Linked DNA regions of Mus musculus: region 2 is linked to region 1. A link is a loop called in an ENCODE intact Hi-C map of the cell type or tissue named here. Cell type or tissue: left cerebral cortex. All regions are shown on one strand.

Region 1 (2,500 bases):
TGAGTGTGCCTGTCTCCATTTCCAACTTAACATCCTGGGGCTTGTGAAAGTGGGCTAAAGTTGGCCAGCCCCCGGGAGATGGAACTGTGGATGAATCCAGGCTTGAGATACATTATTTTTATTTGCTTCTACCCATAGTTCACGTTTGAAGCAGGATCATACTGCTGAAATTCTAGAGTCGCTTAAGTAAATGAAGCTTTGTGTCTGGAAACGTCAGATCCAAATGACTTATAAACTACAGCACTTGAGTTTTTGGTGGTTCTGGCTTCTAATACTATGCCCATCTTAATTTATTCCCTGTAATCGATAAGTACACACTGATTTGTCCAATCTACTTGAGTATTTTACAAGCCACACTATATGAAGATAAGAAATCAAAACCTTTTTTTTTTTGTTGTTATGAATGTTCTTGAAATCATGTGGCATATTATATTTGCCAAGCAGACAGCTACTGACAATACACCTTGTATTTGGTGAATTTTCAAAGGAAAACGATTTTTTTCCTTTCTCAAGATAAGGACAATATCAGCCTCATAAAACGTTTATTTATCCGTGATGATTTATTTGCTCATCAGCTCAAGCCTGTTGCCCAAACTCACTGACTTCCACCAATGGGTCCCCGTAGGAGACAGTGGTGGGCTTCCCTCTCTGCACCTCACAGCACTCACTCACCAACTTCCTCACTGTGCTAATGAGCTTTTCCTCCGTGCTCACCCAGCTCTTGTTGGGGGTGCTCAGTGGTGTCGTTACAGCTTATTGAAAACCGAAAATCATGTCCTCAGGAGGGCTGACTGCGGGCCTGGAAGGGGAAAATACAGTGCCTGTCTGGGAGTTTCTTCAGCATTGAGAGATGCTCAAACCCTTAGGAGGAGACTGGGGAATTTCCCCAGTCTTCCCCCCCATCGCAGCACCCAGGCAGAGGCTGAGCCTAGAGTTGGCGGTAGAGAGATGCCTCTTCAGCCACTGGGAGGCCTCTGCACTCCGTTCCCCGGCGCCTGGCTGCGATTACTCACTGGAGCAGCGGCACCAGCCTTCCACCAGGGAGCCCGAGCTCCCGCCCTCCTCCCCCATCTGCAGCCTGCTGGCTCCCTCTCTCTCTCTGTCTCACTCTCTCTCTCCCTCTCTCTCTCTTTCTCTCCCTCTCGTATCGCAGCACAATGAAAGCCTGTGTTTCGCCGTGAGTCCGAGGAGCGGGAGTCGGTGTCAGGAAAGCGCTCGGAACAGACCTGAAAGAGAAAGGAAAATACAAGCGACTTTTTTCTTCTCTCCCCCCCCCCCACCCGCCCCATCTATAAAGCGAAGCATTACAAGAGATAGAGCCACATTGCCTTTGGGAGTCCAGACCCTCTGAGCCACTGGCCGGGCATGGAATATACAAAACTGGACAGAAAAGTGGCTGGACATGACTCGGTGCAATTTGCTGGAAGTTTGTAAGTTTGACCATCGTTTGTAAATTACTCTCAGAAGACTTTGTCTGTCTTGATACTGTATTAGAATAGAAGTGGGGAGGGGGAGAGGAATAAAAACGTAAGTGGGAAAGGGGGAAATGTGTTGAAGGAGCTCAGTAGCCAGCCACTTCAGACTGCTTTCATTTAAGACTAAGAAACCTAAGAGGGAATCGGGACTTTTGCCGGTGATTGGATTAGCTTGAAGAAAAGAGCATGGTTCTGAAGTCCAATTACTGACGTTGTTAAGACTGAAAAGCTGTCTTCTTTGGGGAGAGGACTACATCCTTCTGTCCCCCCACCCCGAGGAGAAAACACCAACACCGGAGGGAGAGGAAGGGACGGAGAAACCAACATAGTCTTCTCTGATTTCGCACAGTTTGAACATGACTTCGGGAGCCTTGGGAAACAGTCCTGTTGTTTGTTTTTTAACCTGAGGAAAAGTGAAGGCTGCCGGTTCCACAGCCCCCAGGAGAAATGTGTTTCTCTGCAGAAATACCCCTATAAATAATTTCCCGAAGCAGCTAGGTGAGGGGGAGCCCGGATCTCTAGTAATGACTCTATTGATTCCTTTTGCTACGTGCTTCTGCCTCTTCCTTGACAATCCCTGAATTCTTGAACTGTCCCCTAGACTTTGTGTTTACAAAGTACCTAGAGGCTCTTGTCAGCCTGGTGGGGGAGAAAAAAAAATCTACCAACTCCGTCCAACTTCTCCTGAGCTGTCAAATGCAATTAGAGTAAGTTGATCAGGGTTTGTTTCCAACTTCCTCTCTCCAATTGGTTTCTAATCTTTCTCCCCTCCCTCTTGTTACTCGCTCCCCTCCCCCACACCCTCTTCACTGTCTCCCCACCCTCTGGAGACCTCTATTCATGTGCCCTGAACACTGAAACCAGCTTTGCCTGCAATAGCCAGCACCAGCCTCTTGCACCTCACCATCCCAGAGGCAGTAATCATTGTGTCCAACAAGATGGGGGACACAGCGCCCCCGCAGGCCCCCGCAGGAGGGTTGGGAGGGGCTTCTGGGGCGGGGCTCCTTGGAGGGGGCTCAGTCACC
Region 2 (2,500 bases), 170 kb after region 1:
AGGTGGACCTGTTAGTTCTGGTCTACATAGCAAGTTCCAGGCCAGCAAAAGCTACATAATGGGACCCTGTCTCAGCAAAACAAAGATTAACTTTGGGATGCTAGGGGAAGTTTCCCAGTTGTAGAGAGCTGTGATATTAAACAGTGATACAAGCCAGTGTCTCTCCCTTAAGGGAATAGAAGGCCTCCTGGAAATTTGGCATGAAAACAAAGTTTGTGTAAATCCCAAGGTTTTTCTACAACTGCACTGCACAATTGGAAATGTTTTCCCACAGAATAACCTTTCAAAATGCTCAGTGTATGACCTGGAATGAGAAAACTGTATCGTGTCTGTGTTTTGACAACTGGAGTTTACATTTCCAAGGTAATACTGCTTCTTTTTTTGCAGTTTTCTTCTTGCTGTTCATGGTTTTATTCTTGCAATAATTTGCTGAATCTGAGTTTGACACTACCTTCGGACCAGAAATATTCCTTTCTTTCTATGTGGCATATCCTGTCTTCTCAGGTGGCTCTGGGTTCTACTTCCTCTTCCTGGATATCTGTTAAGAGAACTGTAGCAGGTAGCCCAGCCAAACAGTGTGTGTTCTCAGCTGATCTGCTTGGGTGGTCTCAGGTGTTGAAGAGGATTGAGTTATACTCAGCATCAGCTCAGTTCATTGGTTAGTTTAGAATAAGGAATGTCTGCGTGTCTTCTATTTAATAAATATTTATTAGCCACCCACCCTGCATAATCAGAATCACAGTCCACATGCCTGTGGTGACGCCAGGTGACATGGAAAGACAAGCATCAAATACTTGTTTGTAACCAGGATAAAACTACAGAGGACAAATACAGGTTTCTGTGAACACATGTCCAAGGAACCGACTTTGCATGATAAGCCACGGTCGGGAACGGCTTCCTTGGAAGTCATGTCTCAGCTGAGCTTAGAAGGGTAAGCCGAATGTGTCTTCAGATGGAAGGCTGAACACAGCCCCTGGGTCTGCAGGGAACAGGAAGTTGTAGGGCAGTTCTGGGCCAGCAGGGCCCCTGCAAAGGCAGCAGAGAAGGATGAAGGGAAAGTGTAGAATCTGTGCCTGAGCTCAGGCACCCCATTACTGACTTGCAGGCCTGGCTTCACAGCTCTATCAATTTTTAAAATGTGTTTTGTTTGTGTTTGCGTGGTCTCCAAATAGCAGAAAATCTGTGGATTAGTATATAAGGGGAAATGTATCTACACAAAACAAAAGGCCTTAAATACTGAGAGTGTTAGAACACATCTCAGATCAACCCAGGTCCAGCTTCAGCCTATATTTTGCCCATTCCCTATCCCCCATTCCCCATTTCCCATCCCCCATTCCCCGTCTGTGGTTTTTCCCTCTTCTCATCCAGAAAAGGCTGGCCTCAGGCACAGACACCATTCAGATAGGAGGAAGAGGGAAATGTACTGTGCTGGGTCCATTTTCAGAAACTCTCAGAGTCCCAGGAATCCTTGGTAACTATCTTCCTGTTCCTCACTGGCCAGAATGCAGGCCAAACAATAAAGGCCTGGAGAGAAGTAGCAGCAAGCGGAGAAGGGCTTCAGGGACACAAATGACATTTGATTCTACTTTACTGTTCCCTCACTCCAGGCAAGGACTCAGCTTTTACATCCACAAGGGCAATGGGACGCTGTGGTTCTAAGGGCCTCTACCTCAGAGTTGCTAAGGCATTACTTAGCCTTCAGTCAATAGGATTTCCCACAGGGCACTACAGTCTGGTCAGGAGGGCTGGGTAGTCCATCCCATTCTATCCTTAACACAGTGAGGAGAACAGAGCAGTTTCAGGGAGGCAGCATGACCACATCTGTGTTAGACCGAGGCCTCAGTTTATCCTTTAACACACATTTCCCAATTTATGCAGGATTTCGGCACAATGCTGTCTTCGCTCTCGGCTTACTCTTCTTTGTAATTCTCCTTTGGCAACCTCAAATGTTTTGAGATGTGTAAAATTAGAATCAATTGCAGGTGTCTGAGTTCCTTTGATTTTGACTTTTTAAAGGTTTTTTTTTTTAAACTTGGGGCAACTTAATGCCATAACAACAATTGTCTGAGAACGCACCTATAGTTTAGGAAGGAATTAGCCCTACAGATTTGACTGCACTTAGTGACCTTGTGCCCCTCTACGAAGAGCCATGGCTCTCTTAGTGTGTCTAAAGGAACCCGTATGCATTCCTTAGCTCTCCCCGCCCCCGAGGCCCTTCCACTTCCTTCCTATAGTTTTTTTTTTAGAAACAAGTGTGTTTTTCTCACGTCCGGCAACAAAGGATGTTTTGTGCTGCTACTGAAGTTGTGTGTGTGTGTGTGTGTGTGTGTGTGTGTGTGTGTGTGTTACTTCAAAACTCCTTCTAGAAAGTGCTATCTGAATCTACATAGAGTTAGTAGAACTTTATCTCCAGTGAAAGTCTCTGGTGATTATTCTTGTCTCTGTGTGGCGTTGCCACAAGTTAACTTCAAAATCACTTTCTTGTGGGTTTTGAAGTAAT

Evidence for each region. Hi-C counts contacts between places; a loop is a spot of excess contacts. Peaks named below come from ENCODE experiments on the same cell type or tissue, not always from the same donor. Only the 100,000 strongest peaks of a DNase experiment are listed, where the experiment ranks them.
Region 2: it touches region 1 in a loop (3-fold over the local background); 4 of 42 quality-filtered maps call a loop at or near these places.

Annotation. Positions count from the first base shown.
Region 1 is chr9:13,295,651-13,298,150 of GRCm38, forward strand. Maml2 (mastermind like transcriptional coactivator 2) reads left to right here and starts at 2,308. Exons shown (of 5, transcript NM_001013813.3): 1 at 2,308-2,500. The coding sequence starts at 2,414. In left cerebral cortex, CTCF peaks have their summits at 978 and 2,473; DNase peaks (open chromatin) are centred at 1,006, 1,620 and 2,429; H3K4me3 peaks cover 1,986 bases; H3K27ac peaks cover 1,868 bases.
Region 2 is chr9:13,467,978-13,470,477 of GRCm38, forward strand. The region is part of intron 1 of Maml2 (mastermind like transcriptional coactivator 2); the gene reads left to right. Among named protein-coding and RNA genes, the nearest start is that of Phxr4, 38 kb to the left of the region's middle. In left cerebral cortex, a CTCF peak has its summit at 1,013; a DNase peak (open chromatin) is centred at 2,239; H3K27ac peaks cover 821 bases.